2 separate regions of the Homo sapiens genome follow, and region 2 is linked to region 1. A link is a loop called in an ENCODE intact Hi-C map of the cell type or tissue named here. Cell type or tissue: body of pancreas. All regions are shown on one strand. Each heading gives the region's core, and the rest is flanking DNA. Links, peaks and the distances in the headings are about the cores only. Region 1 overlaps LILRA2 (leukocyte immunoglobulin like receptor A2). Region 2 holds the start of LILRB2 (leukocyte immunoglobulin like receptor B2).

Evidence for each region. Peaks named below come from ENCODE experiments on the same cell type or tissue, not always from the same donor. Only the 100,000 strongest peaks of a DNase experiment are listed, where the experiment ranks them.
Region 2: a loop joins it to region 1, with 12 times the contacts of the local background. A loop is called at or near these places in 29 of 110 quality-filtered maps.

What each region holds. Positions count from the first base shown.
Region 1 is chr19:54,583,272-54,592,149 of GRCh38, reverse strand. It overlaps LILRA2 (leukocyte immunoglobulin like receptor A2), which reads right to left. Exons shown (of 8, transcript NM_001130917.3): 7 at 5,090-5,140; 8 at 1,863-4,949. The coding sequence ends at 4,804. Among named protein-coding and RNA genes, the nearest start is that of LILRA1, 5.9 kb to the left of the region's middle. In body of pancreas, for the core only: no CTCF peak of the experiment used is centred there; no DNase peak of the experiment used is centred there.
Region 2 is chr19:54,277,266-54,286,143 of GRCh38, reverse strand. LILRB2 (leukocyte immunoglobulin like receptor B2) reads left to right here and starts at 5,034. Exons shown (of 14, transcript NM_001080978.4): 1 at 5,034-5,183; 2 at 5,600-5,681; 3 at 5,845-5,880; 4 at 6,069-6,353; 5 at 6,497-6,799; 6 at 7,036-7,332; 7 at 7,582-7,884; 8 at 8,205-8,255; 9 at 8,547-8,594. The coding sequence starts at 5,648. MIR4752 (microRNA 4752) reads right to left here and starts at 4,035; the gene lies at 3,964-4,035. RefSeq lists enhancers at 188-689, 5,921-7,120. In body of pancreas, for the core only: no CTCF peak of the experiment used is centred there; no DNase peak of the experiment used is centred there; H3K27ac peaks cover 1,184 bases; H3K27me3 peaks cover 466 bases.

The sequences.
Region 1 (8,878 bases), core at 585-8,584:
TTTGTTAGAGTATTGGCTGTGTTAGGCCTTAGGGGAGGCCTCTGACCTCCTCCTGCCCTTCCTTCACCTGCCCAAGGCAAGACTCGAATGTTCCCTGCCTTTCTGATGGTGGCTCTTAAGACCCTCCCAGAAGATGGTCTCACCCTGTTCCTTGTGGGAGGAAATGCTGATGTCACGAAGCTCCTTAAAAGCCCAAGAGGACTGGGTTTCATGGGCTTCTGGATGGCTGAGCATGCGGAGGTTCCTGGAGCGTGGCGCCCAGGGAGGGCATAGATGCTCCGGTCCCTTCCCCCATGCCTCCTCCTATGAGTCTCTTCATCTGTGTCCTCTGCAGTGTGCTTTGTATTCAACCAGTAAACGTCAGTGTCTCCCTGAGTTCTGTGAGCTGCTACAGCAAATTAATCAAACCCAAAGAGGTGGTCATGGGATCCCCAACTTGAAGCCAGTCAGTCAGAAGTTCTGGAGGTCTGGACTTGGGAATGGTGTGTGGGGGCAATCTTGGAGAATGGGCCTTCAATCTGTGGGATCTGGGACTGTGTCTGGGTAGACAGCTCGGAGCCGACTTAGAGGACACCCAGCTGCTGTTCGCTATTGGGTCTGGGAAACAATCCCACACATCTGATCCTACAAGTCTCCTGTGTTGATGACTGTTGTGGTGTGAGAGTAGAGGAAAAACATCATAGAGAGAGCTCTCTGTACATAGAGAGGTAAAGGAAATTCTTATCAGCAACAAGGGAGAGGCTGACAGAGCTGCTTAGAAGCAGAGTTCCCTGGTTCCAGAGGTTCAAAGCCAGAGTTGCTGTCAGTCCATTGGAGGAGATGCCATTGCTGGGCAAGTATTCTCTCGAGAGCAGCCTATCTGCATTCCTGATGTCCTAAAGAATATCTAGTAATAAACCATGTCAAAGCAGGAGAGGGGTGAAAGACATGGAAGAGTTTCTTATGGGGTTTTTAAAAAAGTCCTTAGAAACAGTTCTTATCTGAGACCTGGCAACACGAGCCTCCTCTCCGTCAGGCCTTCCTGGCCCTGTGGGGTCTGAGTTTAACCAAAGTCATCTCATCCTTGCTCATGTGACTTTCCTACTGGGTATCTGCAGTGAAGGGATTGAGTTACAAAGTTTAACCTGAGCGTTTCAGGAGTTTGGTTCAGGGCAGGGTTTGTTTCTACATAATTAACAAAGGGTTAATTTTTCAGTGTTTTCTAGAAACAATCTAAGGTGCTTTATCAGTACCTGGGAATGCTCAAGACCTCAGCTTGAGTTCAAGCCTGCAGGTGAAAACAGGCATCTGTCCAGCCCACAGAGCAGTCATGGCACTTTGTCTTTCTCTCAGAACAAAGGAAAAAGTGGAGGAAACCGTGGGATCCTAGAGAGACTGTGGCTCCCTCTCTTCTGTATTTGTGGACAGAATCTGGGATTGCTTGGTTTGGTGACCCAGGCCACATTCAGCACTGAGCCACCTTCCCGGGTGTGCATGACACAGTCTCGCTTTATCACTGCTGGACCGGGCATCTTTGGCACTTGAATGTGAGGGTCTCATGGGCTCCACCATGCCAGGCATAACACAGAGCTGATTCTAAACTTGGGAGCATGGACACCGCAGGGCAGGAGCGGGTACAAAAATGCCCCTCATCAGTTTTCCTTCCTGAGTCATCCCTGGGAGAAACCCTGTATGGAAGATCAGGTGTGTGGGAGAAAAACCCACCCCAGAGGAATAAAAATCGAAGAGTCCATTAGAGAAAAAACAGGCAATTATAGAAATGAATTAGGAAGCTATTGTGATGTGAAAATAGTAAATTATATTAACACATTTAGAAATACTTTCATCAAGAACCAGACACTGCTGAAATGATAAACATTGTATTGGTGTAGAATATTTATTAAATTTTTCATTAGTCATCGGAGAAAAACTAGAAATGAAAAAAATAGAAAAGATAATTAATGCACACAAAGAATAGAGTGAGAAGAGGAAACAGATATATCTCTATGTGTCACACTTTCAGAATGAAGGAAATAAGGAGTATGTTAGTCAATAAATACTTGCAAAGGAAATAGTTGACATTTTTACAGAAATGAAAGATCATGAGTTTAATGTGCACAAATTCATAAATAACATTAATGTCTTAACTATGATAGAGCAAACGATATCTAGAATAGATACAAAGTAATTTTAAAACTACTGGAGAAAATGAAAATTATTCTCAAATGAATGACAAGCACATTGGGACTGAGTTTCCCAGGACTGAAAAGTGGTAGAAAAAATGATCGGGGGCTCAGGTTCAGGTTGGATGAATGGAAACAGCTGGCATGTGCCTGTCTCGTTAAGAGGAGTCAAAATGGTGAGTAAATACCGAAATTCTAAGTGGATCTTCTAGGACAGCATGATGGGGCTCACCAGAGAACCACAGGGACATGGAAAGCACAGAGGAGAAAAGCTGATAGGCAGGAGAGCCTCCGAACAAGGAGACGGGGTGAGTGTATTAGTCTAGGTTCCCTAGAGGGAGATAACTAATTTTAAGCCTTTTGATTTATGATACTGGGATGACTTTTTCCTCATTTAGGTCTTTTGTTATTTCTTTGAGCAGTATTTTAAAATTGTCAATGTATACGTATTGCATCTCTTTGGTTAAATGTATTTCTCTTTTTTTGAGACAGAGTCTCACTCTGTTGCCCAGGCTGGAGTGCAATGGCAAGATCTCAGCTCACTGCAACCTCTGTTTCCTGGGTTGACGCGATTCTCCTGTCTCAGCCTCCTGAGTAGCTGGGATTACAGGCGTGTACCACCACACCCACCTAATTTTTGTATTTGGTTAAATGTATTTCTATGCATACTTTTCTTGTAGACACTGTCATAAATTGACTTGTTCCCCCTAATATACACGTTGAAATCCTGAGCCCCATTAGCTATAAATGTGAACATAGTTGGAAATAGAGTCTTTGCAAATGCATTTAAGTTATGATCAAGGGATCATAACGAATTAGGATGAGTCCTAATCTGATCTGAGTGATATCATAATCTGAAGAAGAGAAAAGACACACACAGAAGAATGGGTGTGAAGACAGAGGCAACCAGGTAGGTGTAAGCATTGAGAAGATGGAGGCAGAAACTGGTGGGATGCTGCCCCAAGCCAAGGAGTGCCTGGACCAGCAGAAAGTAGAACGAGTCATTTAAGAATTCTTCCATCAGCCGGGCACAGTGGCTTACACCTGTAATCCCAGCACTCTGGGAGGCTGAGGCAGGTGGATAACCTGAGGTCAGGAGTTCAAGACCAGCCTCACTAACATGGCGAGACCCCCGTCTCTACTAAAAATACAAAAAATAGCCGGGAATGGTGGTGCACACCTGTAGTCCAGTAACTCGGGAGGCAGAGGCAGGAGAATTGCTTGAACCTGGGAAGTGGAGGTTGCAGTGAGCCGAGATTGCACCATTGCACTCCAGCCTGGGCAACAAAGCAAAACTCCATCTCAAAAAAAATTCTTTCATCGAAACTGCATAGTTCTGTTAACATTTTTCTTATGTTGTACTTGGATTTTTTTTTTTTTTTGAGACGGAGTCTTGCTCTGTCGCCCAGGCTGGAGGGCAGTGTCGCAATCTCGGCCCATTGCAAGCTCCGCCTCCCAGGTTCACGCCATTCTCCTGCCTCAGCCTCCTGAGTAGCTGGGACTACAGGCGCCCACCACCACGCCCGGCCAATATTTTTTTGTGTATTTAGTAGAGACGGGGTTTCACCATGTTAGCCAGGATGGTCTAGATCTCCTGACCTCGTGATCTGCCTGCCTTGGCCTCCCAAAGTGCTGGGATTACAGGCGTGAGCCACCGCGCCCGGCATGTACTTTGATTTTTAGGTGAGCCGTGTTATCTCCCACATCAGATATTAATAGGTTTGTCTTTTGTGGATATGCTAGGATAACAGTGTCAGAATTTCATTTGACCTGTGCCATAACACTGAAGTAGAAGTGATCATTGCCTCTGAAATAGAAAGGACTGTAGGTATATGGGTGAGCTCTCAGTGGGATGTGCCACAGGTCCCTGGTGCTCATTAGTGAAGACAGTTCTGTCCCTTGCTTCCCAACCCTGTATTCAGTGAGAACCCATTGGCACCTTGATTTGGGCCATGAGAAAAATATTTATGTCACAGAAATTGGTAGATACCACTAATTACAGTATTTTAGAGATGTCTTTTTCTGAATCAGCATAGCTGTGGTGTCACTTGAAATGCCAGTGTGATGATTCCAAGTGGTGATATTTCAGGAGAAATTACACAGATAGCATCTGAGAAAGAGGGAAGGGCTCATAAGGTACAGAGAGGGTGTCAGGGCAGCAGGGTGGATTTATGTTTTCCTGGTTGGAATCTGATCTCCTGTCGTTGATTTAGTTGGTGGTTCAGGTTTGGATCTCTGAACTGAAGAGACGGGGACTCAGTAAGTGACATCAAGGAGTGTGACAATGAGGAATAAGGAAGACTGTGTCACATGCCGTGGACCAGAGCACACAGGTGTGTGGAGGTGTGGACCCAACGGTGCCATGTGGGATGGAGCCTCATGTCTGGGGATGGGAAAAAAAGGGGATCCAGTCAAGGGAAGTCAACATTCATAGACAAAAAAATGTACCACAGTTTAATGATCTTCTAGGAATCACCCCAGACAGTTTCCTTACACTCAAATATTGATTGCTGTCTCTAGAAATGACCAGCATACAGTCCAGATAATGTAGGTCCTAGATTGTCCTCCAGAGCCTCCTGGGATCATCAGATCTGTCCCTGAGGCTCCACCACGCTGAAGGATGCATTGTCCTCTCTGCTGTTCACCTCCCGGCTGCATCTTGTAGGCTTCTCTGGCTGTGCTGAGCCTCAAATAGCAGAATCCCGAGGACCACCAGGACCAAGCCAGCCACACCCATGCGGATGAGATTCTCCACTGTGTAATCCTGGGGGTGTTGGCCTAGGGATGCTGGACAAAGAGGTCACAGAGGTCAGGGCAGATCGGAATCACCCCGGGACTCCTGTATGTCCACCCAGGGCACCCACCTCCCCTTTACAGGACCTGACCCTCTGTGCCAGTCCCATAACTGAGAGCATCTCCTCACTCACTAGTCGTGGAGTCTGTCTTGTTTTGTGATGGGCTGAGGGTCTCAGCTGCTTCTGAGAATCAAAACAGTGGAGAAGAGCCCTGAGCCCAGCCTCACTCCTGGGCTCTGCATTCTTCTTTTCCCCTGTGTCTCTTGACATGAGTTTTATGGAGTTCCTCAATAAACCCTTCCTCTGCTGTAGCAGGGTTCCCTCCAGTCTCCTCATTGAATTATTTCAGACTTCCTGTGTTCTACAAATCCAAACTCAGCTCCTGAGTCATTTGGGAGAGTTTTCCTGCATCCCGGGAGCTCAGCATGGATATGGTAAGTGGTCCCCAATACAGAAATAACCAGGACCTTATGTGCTCTCTGTGCAGCCTGGGACCTTGTGTGCTCTCTGTGTCCTCTCTGAGCCCTAACTGGCTGCAAGGAGCAGGTGCAGGACCACAGAAGCCAATGCTCCCCAGAGATGAGTTTCACGGATCCGCCAGCTGAGGACCCAGGCTCCATGGAGGAGGGGTTGGACCTCAGGGGCTCTTGAATGTCAGGAACACAAAGGGGTGAAAGTCTGGGTCTGCCTCCCCTTCATGCCCTCAACCACTTCACCTGGGGTTTCATCTTCCGTTTAATCCTTAGGTAACTAATTCCTCATACAGGCAGTAACCCCTAGAATGCAATACACGTGCATGCACACCCACCCACACACACAAATATGCATATGTTAAATGCTGGTGCTATCCGAGGTTCATAAATGAATACTTCTGCTCCAGCAAGTGTGAGTCTAGATAAGAAGACCAATAACAAACCTGTAAAGACCTGTCATGTCAAATATGTGAAGCATATGGATGAATACATATAAAAATGTGTTTAGATATACCTCCACTCACATCATGTGTAATGTATAGAACCTGTGTATATATGTAAAACTTCAGAAATGTATTTATTATGTAGTTATATACACGTTAATATTTGAGAAATATTGGCATGTAATTTAGAAATAAAGAAATAAAATTTCCATGTATTATGATTTCTAAAATTGTACCAGAAATTAAAGGAGATCATTGAAGAGTAATTAGAAAGGAGCCATTCTCTAGTGGGTGAATAACAAATAAAAAGAACATAATGAAACCAGTCACTTTCTCATGGATACCTATCCTTCTTTAAAAAAAATATAGGTGTCGCTTCCAAGATGGTCGAATAGGAATGGCTCCGGTCTGCAGCTGGATTTCTGCATTTCCAACTGAGGTACCTGGTTTATCTCATTGGGACTGGTTGGACTGTGGCTGCAGCCCACAAAGGGCGAGCTGAAGCAGGATGGGGTGTCGCCTCACCTGGGAAGCACAAGGGGTCGGAGGATTTCCCTTTCCTAGCCAAGGGAAGCCGTGACAGACTGTATCCGGAGAAACAGTACCCTCCTGACCAACTACTGCACTATTCCCACAGTCTTAGCAACTGGCAGACCAGGAGATACCCTCCCGTGCCTGGCTCGGCAGGTCTCACACCCACGGAGCCTTGCTCACTGCTAGCGCAGCAGTCTGAGATCGACCTGCGATGCTGCAGCTGGATGGAGGGAAGGGCATCCACCATTGCTGAGGTTGGAGTAGCTCACAGTGTAAACAAAGATGCCTGGAAGCACGAACTGGGTGGAGCCCACCACAGCTCAGCAAGGCCTACTGCCTCTACAGATTCCACTTCTGGGGGCAGGGCATAGTAGAACAAAGGGCAGCAGGTAGCTTCTGCAGACTTAAACGTCCCTGTCTGATAGCCCTGAAGACAGCAGTGGTTCTCTCAGCACCGCATTAGAGCTCCAACAACGGACAGACTGCATCCTCAAGTGGGTCCCTGACCCCCGTGTAGCCTGACTGGGAAACACCTCCCAGTAGGGGCCAACAGACACCTCAAACAGGTGGGTGCCCCTCTGGGATGAAGCTTCGAAAGGAAGGGTCAGGCAGCAATATTTGCTGTTCTGCAGCCTCTGCTGGTGATACCCAGGCAAATAAGGTCTGGCTGGACTGGACCTCCAGCAAACACCAACAGACCTGCTGCTGAGGGGTCTGACTCTTAGAAGGAAAACTAACAAACAGAAAGGAATAGCATCAATGTCAACAAAAAGGACATCCACACCAAAACCCCATCCCTAGGTCACCAACATCAAAGACCAAAGGTAGATAAAACCACAAAGATGGGGAGAAACCAGAGCAGAAAAGCTGAAAATTCCAAAAACAGAGTGCCTCTTCTCTTCCAAAGGATCGCAGCTCCTCACCGGCAACAGAACAAGACTGGATGAAGAATGAGTTTGACAAGTTGATGGAAGTAGGTTTCAGAAGGTCGGTAATAACAAACTTCTTCAAGCTAAAGAAGCATGTTCTAACCCATTGCAAGGAAGCTAAAAACCTTGAAAAATGGTTAGATGAATGGCTAACTACAATAAACCGTGTAGAGAAGACCTTAAATGACCTGATGCAGCTGAAAACCACGGCACAAGAACTTCGTGATGCATGCACAAGCTTCAATAGCTGATTCGATCAAGTGGAAGAAAGGATATCAGTGACTGAAGATCAAATTAATGAAATAAAGCAAGAAGACAAGATTAGAGAAAAGAGAATGAAAAGAAATGAACAAAGCCTCCAAGAAATATGGGACTATGTGAAAAGACCAAATTTATGTTTGACTAGTGTACCGGAAAGTGACGAGGAGAATGGAACCAAGTTAGAAAACACTCTTCAGAATATTATCCAGGAGAACTTCCCTAACCTACAAAGGCAAGCCAACATTCAAATTCAGGAAATACAGAGAACACCACAAAGACACTCCTTGAGAAGAGCAACCCAAAGACACATAATTATCAGATTCACCAAGGTTGAAATGAAGGAAAAAATATTAAGGGCAGCCAGAGAGAAAGGTCTGGTTACCCAAAAAGAAAAGCCCATCAGACTAACAGCGGATCTCTTGGCAGAAACTCTACAAGCCAGAAGAGAGTGGAGGCCAATATTCAACATTCTTAAAGAAAATAATTTTCAACCCAGACTGTCATATCAAGCCAAACTAAGCTTCATCAGTGAAGGAGAAATAAAATCCTTTACAGCCAAGCAAATGCTGAGAGATTTTGTCACCACCAGGCCTGCCTTAAAAGAGCTCCTGAAGGAAGCACTAAACATGGAAAGGAACAATCAGTGCCAGCCACTGCAAAAACATGCCAAATGGTAAAGACCACTGACACTATGAAGAAACTGCATCAATTAATGGACAAAATAACCAGCTAACATCATAATGACATGATCAAACTCAAACATAACAGTATTAACCTTAAATGTAAATGGGTTAAATGCTCCAATTAAAAGACACAGACCAGCAAATTGGATAAAGAATCAAGACCCATCAGTGTGCTGTATTCAGGAGACCCATCTCATGTGCAGAGACACACATAGGCTCAAAATAAAGGTATGGAGGAAGATCTACCAAGCAAATGGAAAGAAAAAAAAAAAGCAGGAGTTGCAATCCTAGTCTCTGATAATACAGACTTTAAACCAACAAAGATCAAAAGAGACAAGGCCACTACATTATGGTAAAGGGATCAATTCAACAAGAAGAGTTAACTATCCTAAATATATATGCACCCAATACAGGAGCACCCAGATTCAAAAACCAAGTCCTTAGAGACCTACAAAAAGACTTAGACTCCCACACAATAATAATAGGAGACTTTAACACCCCTCTGTCAATATTAGATCAATGACACATAAGGTTAACAAGGATATCCAGGACTTGAACTCAGGTCTGAACCAAGCAGACCTAATAGACATCTACTGAA
Region 2 (8,878 bases), core at 555-8,554, 310 kb after region 1:
TGCTGGCTGTGATGGGGAGGGATGGGCTGGTCCCCAGGTCACCGGCAGAACCTTCAGGCGGGGCAGGCAGAAGGCTCAGGTGGTAGAGCCTGCGGCAGATCACAGGCCTGTGGGGACTGGGCTCTCAGAAGGGCTGGGGGCTGCAGCTGAAATGTCCAGGTGGGGGCAGGGTGGCTGTGCTGTGGGCCTGTCACTAGGGAGGGCAGCGCCCCTCGGCTGGGGCACTGGAGACTGGCAGCTGTGAGGCACAGGGCCCGCTCACACTTCCCTCCTGAAGAAGTGTCACTCGGTTTTGCTCTGGGGACACGTGAAAGTGCCAGGCCTCCCCACACCCTCCCTGGGCCTGGGGCAGCAGGGGCAGAGGCAGAGGTGGCAGTGACTGCAAAGGGCTTGTCAGGGGCCTCTGAGCATTGGGCTTTCAGAGGGCACCGAGCCAGGGCCACGGTGTTCGGGTGGGGGCAGGACGGGTGACTGGGGCCCTGCAGCTGGCAAGCCCCATTAGCAGGAAGGAAGCCCCATTTCGCAGGAAGCAACAGAGGTGGGCAGCTGTGTGGTGCTCAGCTTGGCTGCTCCTGTGCCCCAGCTGTCATACTTATTCTGGGGCCCACAGAGGTGCCTGGCCTCCTCCCTCCCTGCTAAGGCAGTGGCAGCTGGACCCAGGCTGCTCAGGGATCAGAAGCCTGTGGGATTCCACGTGGGCTCCAGTGGGGCCTTGGTACAGTCTCCAGGAGCAAACTGTGGGCCTCTGGAGGCCCAGAGGGGACAGGCGCTCTCCTGTGGGCAGGATCCTAAGGGCCCACAGCAGAGGTGTAGATGCCAGGGACCCCTCACTCACTCACCCCTTCCCTGTGTTAGGGAGGCTCTCACTCATTCACCCCTTCCCCGTGTTAGGGATCCTCTCACTCACTCACACCTTCCCCGTGTTAGGGATCCTCTCACTCACTCACCCCTTCCCCGTGTTGGGGAATCTCTCACTCACTCACCCCTTCCCCGTGTTGGTGAATCTCTCACTCACTCACCCCTTCCCCGTGTTAGGAGCCTCTCCTGGCTCCCACCTTTTCTCTTCTCTTCTCTCCATGTCCTCATGTTTCTCAGGTGAACCCCAGCATCCTCTTGGAAGATCCACTTGACCTGTTGGTATTTACTCGCTATTTTGGGTCCTCTTAGTGAGTAGGCAGACTCCAGCCCTTTCCATTCAGCCAACTTGAACCTCAGCCCCCAGTCATTTTCTTGCACTTTTTACTCTTGGGAAATCCAGTCCCAATGTGCTTGTCTTTCATTGGACAATAATTTTCATTTTCTCCAGTAGTTTTAAAATTACTTTGTATCTATTCTAGGTATCTTTTACTCTATCATAGTTAAGACATTGATGTTATTTATGAATTTGTTCACGTTAAACTCATGTTCTTTCTTCATTTCTATAAAAATGTCAACCATTTTCTTTGCAAGTATTTACTGAATAACATACTCCTTATTTCCTTCATTCTGAAAGTGTGATCCAAAGAGAGATATCTGTTTCCTCTTTTCATTCCATTTCTTGTGTGCATTAATTATCTTTTCTATTTTTTTCATTTCTAGTTTTTCTCTGATGACTAATGAAAAATTTTAGTAAATATTCTACACCAATACAATGTTTATCATTTCAGCTGTGTCTTGTTCTGGATGAAATTATTTCTAAATGTGTTAATATAATTTACTATTTTCACATCACAATAGCTTCCTAATTCATTTCTACAATTGCCTGTTTTTTCTCTAACGGACTCTTTGATTTTTATTCCTCTGGGGTGGGTTTTTCTCCCACACACCTGATCTTCCATATAGGGTTTCTCCCCAGGCTGACTCAGGAAGGAAAGCTGATGAGGGCATTGCTGTAGCCGCTCCTGCCCTGCGGTGTCCATGCTCCCAAGCTTAGAATCACCTCTGTGTTATGCCCGGCATGGCGGGGTCCATGTGAGCCTCACACTCCAGGGTCAGAGATGCCCGGTCCAACAATGATAAAGCGCATCTGTGTCATGCACACCCGGGAAGGTGGCTCAGTGCTGAGTGTAGCCCGGGTCACTGAGTCATCCCAGGGTCTGTCCACAAACACAGAAGAGGGGGAGTCACAGTCTCTAAGGTCCCACAGTTTCCTCCACTTTTTTCCTTGTTCTGAGAGTGAGACAAAGGGCCATGACTGTTCTGTGGGTTGGACAGATGCATGTTTCCACCTGCAGGCTGGAACCCAAGCTGAGGTCTTGAGCATCCCCAAGTACTGATAAAGCACTTTAGGTTGTTTCTAGAAAACACTGAAAAATTAACCCTTTTGCTAAAAGTGTAGAAACAAGCCCTCCCCTGAACCAAATTCCTGAAACTCTCAGGTTAAACTTCGTAACCCCATCCCTTCACTGCAGACTCCCAATAGAAAAGTTACAGGTGCAAGGATGAGATGACTTTGGTCAAACTCAGACCCCACAGGGCCAGGAAGGCCTGAAGGAGAGGAGGCCCATGCTTCCACGTCTCAGATAAGAACTGTTTCTAAGGACTTTTAAAAAACCCATAAGAAACTCTTCCATGTCCTTCAGCCCCTTCTGCTTTGACAAGGTTTATCACTAGATGTTCTTTAGGACGTCAGGAATTCAGATAAGATGCTCTCAAGAGAACCATTGACCAGCAACAGCATCTCCTCCAATGGACTGACAGCAACTCTGGCTTTGAACCTGTGGAACCAGGGAACTCTGTTTCCAGGCAGCTCTGTCAGGCTCTCCCTTGTTGCTGATAAGAACTTCCTTTACCTCTCTATGTACAGAGAGCTCTCTCTACGGTGCTTTTCCTCTACTCTCACGTCACAGGAATCATCAACACAGAAAAAGACTTCTAGGACCAGATGTATGGGGTTTTTTTCCCCAGACGCAGTAGCGAACAGCAGCTGGGTGTCCTCTAAGTCAGCTCTGGTGCTGTCTACCCAGAGACAGTCCCGGATCCCACAGATTGAAGGCCCATTCCCCAAAACTGCCCCCAACACCATTCCCAAGTCCAGACCTCCAGAACTTCTGACTGACTGGCTTCAAGTTGGGGATCCCATGCCCCACTCTTTGGGTTTGATTAATTTGCTGTAGCAGCTCACAGAACTCAGGAAACACTGACATTTCCTGGTTGAATACAAAGCACACTGCAGAGGACACAGATGAAGAAACTCATAGGAGGAGGCATGGGGGAAGAGGCCCGGGGCTTCCATACCCTCCCTGGGCGTCGCCCTCCAGGAGCCTTAGCATGCTCAGCCACCCAGAAACTCATGAAACCCAGTCCTCTGGGGCTTTTATGAAAGCTTCATGACATCAGCATTTCCTCCCACAAGGAACAGGGTGAGACTGTCTTCTGGGAGGGTCTTAAGATCCACTATCAGAAAGGCAGGGAACATTCGAGTCTTACTTTGGGTTAGGTGAAGGAAGGGCAGGAGGAGGTCAGAGGCCTCCCCTGAGGCCCAGCACAGCCAATGTTATAACAAAAGACTATAACAAGGGCTATGGGAGTTACAAGCCAGGAACTGCGGGTGAAAACCAGCATATATCACAACATCACACTTCCCTCTCTGGACACACTGTGGCTTGCCATGCCATGCACTCCATATTGTAATCCTTGCTTCTCACTCCCAAATAAACTCAAAATCCAGGCAACCCTGGAGCAATGCAGCCTTGAATTCCAGGGGTCTCTTATATGCACACTTTTTCCAAACAAACGGGGATCAAAACTATAGCATTTGTGAGAAACAAGACTTGCGTATATGAACGGCAGACTTTTCCTATATGCAGACCCAGCAGAGACAACGTCAGGGCTGGAGTACGAGCAAGTGTTGGTACATGTAGGGGGTACTGAAACGAATTGCCTGTGTATCCCAAGAAACAACTGTACTGAGAGATCATATTTTCTAGGGGTTTATTTTTGGTTTTGTTTTTATTTTAGGTTAAAGCTTTGGATAGAATACCCAGTGTCTCCTTGTCCATCTGAAGAACATGCTGCTATGTGGAAGCACATCCTTGAGATCCACAAGGAGACACTGGGCAAGAAGACAAGGATGCCCCACTGTGCAGAGGTCCCCCTAATAAATGCTCTATGAACACCCTGGTGTTTAGTGCTTCTTTCCTTGGAATTCCAGCAGGTCTGGACAGTTTGGTGCACTCCCTTGAGGGAATTCCCCTGGGCTGCTTGGGGTCCACTCCAGCCTCAGGTGTAGCTAGAGGACGCAGCCTCCCACCTTGGTCTGGAGCCCTGAGCCCCTCACTGTCATTGCAGATCCCGGGGTTCCTCTCCCGGCTCCACTCAGTGGTGGAAACCTCCACCCTAATGAGCCCTTGATGGTCCCGGGACCCTGTGGCATCTCACCTCTGGCCTCTGTTCTTTCTTGTGAGTCCGTCTACACTTGGGGTTTCCACATGTCTTTTTCTGCTCATGACCTTGATACTCTGGGTATTTCAGAAATGCTACACATACGTTTCTCCATTACGGTCAGATGTGACATCTTGAGTGGACTCATCAATCACCTACAGAATGTGGAGTCCAACAGCAAGATCCTCTCACGTCCCAAAGCCTCAGGTCTTACCCTGGTCTGGAAATCAAGCACAAATGAGCCCCTCCCAATGTCCCAGGCACCACTGACCCCACAACCACTGTGACGAGTGGGATTCATGACAACAATCTGCAAAGGAAGAAACTGAGGCTCAGTGATGGGACATTACAAACCAAGGTCACGTAGGCAGCGGATGATAACCAGTCATCAAATAAATATCAACTCCCTCCCCCACTCCCCAAATCAAAGCTCAAACATAAGTCATTGTTCCCAAAATGTTGACCAGGAATTGAGGTGCAGAGGGACGGCTAAGGACGCAATGGGCACCGAGGAGGCAGGAAAGACTCAGAGGTTTCTTCCCGGGGGGGAGGGAGTGGACGCTGGAGCAAAAACATTTAAAAAGGGGAAGTTAAGAGGGGACTATTTGGTTGAAAGAAAACCCACAATCCAGTGTCAAGAAAGAAGTCAACTTTTCTTCCCCTACTTCCCTGCATTTCTCCTCTGTGCTCACTGCCACACACAGCTCAACCTGGACAGCACAGCCAGAGGCGAGATGCTTCTCTGCTGATCTGAGTCTGCCTGCAGCATGGACCTGGGTCTTCCCTGAAGCATCTCCAGGGCTGGAGGGACGACTGCCATGGTAAGGACCCCACAACGCTGTGCTGATGGATGGGCTGAAGGAGGGAGGGTGACCATGTGGGAAGCTGTGAGAAGGAAGGGGAAGCCACTGCTACCCTCATCAGGAAGGGCAGACACAAGAAGCACCAGTTCTATTTGCTGCTACATCCCGGCTCTCGGTGAGACGAGGAGAAACCAGACAGACAGTGGCTGGGGGTCAGGAAAGACCCCATTACAGTCTGAAATGTCTGCAGAGGGCCCAGTGCCTGCCCCCACCTCAGCTCTAAAAGAATGAGAGTCAGGCTCCTGGGAGGGCAGTTCCGCTTCTTGTGTGGCTGCAGATGACAACACCCCATGAGAAGGACCCAGCCTCTGAGTGTCCACACAGGGTGGGAAGGAGGGGAGGCTATTTCTCTCTGTGTGTCTCTGTCCCGCCAGCACCGAGGGCTCATCCATCCGCAGAGCAGGGCAGTGGGAGGAGACGCCATGACCCCCATCGTCACAGTCCTGATCTGTCTCGGTGAGATTTGAAGAGAGAGGGGAGCTTCTAACCTAGGAGGGACCTCACCCCACAGCCAAACTCTGGTCCCTAAGGAGACCCCAGGGGCTCACAAAGATCCCAGGGAGGGGAGGACCTGCTCAGGCTTCAGGGGGCAAATCCCTCACAGGGAACTCTCTTCCAGGGCTGAGTCTGGGCCCCAGGACCCGCGTGCAGACAGGTGAGTCTGTCCCCAGCTCTCCCAGGTCCCTCCTCCTCACTGGGGACAAGGGGCCACCTCCGTGCAGCTGGGGATGGGGATTAGAAGTTCTGGACTGACTGATGGGGGCATCTGGAGGGTCCTGGGCTGAGAGCTGAGATCTGTTGGGTGGGAAATGACTTCGAATCTGACCTTTGATTTCCTTCCAGGGACCATCCCCAAGCCCACCCTGTGGGCTGAGCCAGACTCTGTGATCACCCAGGGGAGTCCCGTCACCCTCAGTTGTCAGGGGAGCCTTGAAGCCCAGGAGTACCGTCTATATAGGGAGAAAAAATCAGCATCTTGGATTACACGGATACGACCAGAGCTTGTGAAGAACGGCCAGTTCCACATCCCATCCATCACCTGGGAACACACAGGGCGATATGGCTGTCAGTATTACAGCCGCGCTCGGTGGTCTGAGCTCAGTGACCCCCTGGTGCTGGTGATGACAGGTGAGAGGACACTCAGGGATCCCAGCCCCAGGCTCTGCCCTCAGGAAGGAGGCTCTCAGGGGTGTCTCCCTCTCACAGCCCAGCCCTGGGGATGATGTGGGAGGTGGGAGCCCCATTTAACACGATGCCTCCTTCTCTCCTAGGAGCCTACCCAAAACCCACCCTCTCAGCCCAGCCCAGCCCTGTGGTGACCTCAGGAGGAAGGGTGACCCTCCAGTGTGAGTCACAGGTGGCATTTGGCGGCTTCATTCTGTGTAAGGAAGGAGAAGATGAACACCCACAATGCCTGAACTCCCAGCCCCATGCCCGTGGGTCGTCCCGCGCCATCTTCTCCGTGGGCCCCGTGAGCCCGAATCGCAGGTGGTCGCACAGGTGCTATGGTTATGACTTGAACTCTCCCTATGTGTGGTCTTCACCCAGTGATCTCCTGGAGCTCCTGGTCCCAGGTGAGAAATTCACAGCATTGTCTGGAGTTCCCTGAGTCTCCCTGAGTCTCCAGGCAGGTGGGGAGCAGCCGTGTCTCAGGGCAGTTCCAGGTGGGATGATGTTGGGGCGAGAGGGCTCAGGGGTCCTGGGGCCAGAGACACAGGAAGATCAGCAGTGGTGAGGCACCGGGGGAGAGGGAGGGTTTGTGGGGAAGCCTGAGGGTCGGCTCCTGGAAACCATGAGCACCTTTTCCCAGGTGTTTCTAAGAAGCCATCACTCTCAGTGCAGCCGGGTCCTGTCATGGCCCCTGGGGAAAGCCTGACCCTCCAGTGTGTCTCTGATGTCGGCTATGACAGATTTGTTCTGTACAAGGAGGGGGAACGTGACCTTCGCCAGCTCCCTGGCCGGCAGCCCCAGGCTGGGCTCTCCCAGGCCAACTTCACCCTGGGCCCTGTGAGCCGCTCCTACGGGGGCCAGTACAGATGCTACGGTGCACACAACCTCTCCTCTGAGTGCTCGGCCCCCAGCGACCCCCTGGACATCCTGATCACAGGTGAGGAGCCCAGCGGGTTCAGTCAGGGACCCAGACTCTGCACAGGCCCTGCCGGGGGAATCCAATTAGTGATGGCCAGGATGAGGCGGGGGGTGGTCCCAAGGGAGGGAGAGACAGAGAGAGAGACAGGGGATGGGTGGGGAGGGGAAGACTCAGAGAAAACAGAGACAGAGGCTCCTAGAGAGGCCTGGGGAGGTCTCAGCTCAGAGCAAGGTGGGGCAGCCCCTCACCCATCCTTCTTCTCTCCAGGACAGATCCGTGGCACACCCTTCATCTCAGTGCAGCCAGGCCCCACAGTGGCCTCAGGAGAGAACGTGACCCTGCTGTGTCAGTCATGGCGGCAGTTCCACACTTTCCTTCTGACCAAGGCGGGAGCAGCTGATGCCCCACTCCGTCTAAGATCAATACACGAATATCCTAAGTACCAGGCTGAATTCCCCATGAGTCCTGTGACCTCAGCCCACGCGGGGACCTACAGGTGCTACGGCTCACTCAACTCCGACCCCTACCTGCTGTCTCACCCCAGTGAGCCCCTGGAGCTCGTGGTCTCAGGTGGGGGCCTTGACCCTGTCCTCTCTGAGCTCAAAGGCTCAGCTCAGGCCCTGCCCCCCAGGAGAGCTCTGGGCTGGGATGGAGTGAGCGGGGGTCTGAGCGGGGCTCAGCCAGTGGGAGACTCACCCTCAGAGGGAAGGAGGACAACAGGCCCTCCCAGGCCTGCGCACACTCAGCGGCATCGCCAGCATCATGGACAGGAGAGGCGGGTGGAGGGAGGGGCCTGGGGAGGCCACAGGGCCCATGTAGAGAAATTTGGTTTGAGGTGGAGACTTCAGGAAAGCCCCAGCTCCTCACCCTCCTCTCATTCTTTCACCCAGGACCCTCCATGGGTTCCAGCCCCCCACCCACCGGTCCCATCTCCACACCTGGTGAGTCCCTGAGGCCTCTGGCTCGAAGGGAGCGCAGCGACCCCCAGGGCAGCTTTGAGTGTCCAGGAGGATCCCATTCCCTTCAGGGACTCAATCAAGGGCTTCTGTCCAGGGAGCTGGGCAGAGCCAGAGGAGGGGCCACAGGGTCCCCAGGGCTCTGAGGCTGGGCTGGTGAGGGGTGGGGGGTCAAGGCAGAGAGAAATGTTGGGGCCCAGCCTGGGGGAGGAGCAGCCGGGCTGATGTGGGGAGCAGGGCAGCCCCAGCCCTCACCTCCCCGTCCTGACCCAGCAGGCCCTGAGGACCAGCCCCTCACCCCCACTGGGTCGGATCCCCAAAGTGGTGAGTGAGGGGCTCTGAGTGGGAGGTGGGCGGGGTCCCGGGGAGGCAGGGGTGGGTTCTGTCCTAGGTTCAGGCTCCTCTGGAGGTGGTGATGTAGACAGGCTCCTCCCCTGCCTGGGCCTCAGTTTCTCCAAGTGTAAAGGAGAGAGGCCTGCAGGTGGGAAAGTTCCTTTCAGCTCTCACTCCCAGCTGTGACCTCCTGGGAGAGGAGGCCCCTCAGGGAAGACTCCAAGACTCGATTCCGCGGGGGCCTGTCCCGTCCCACCTGCAGCAGAGACGGTGAC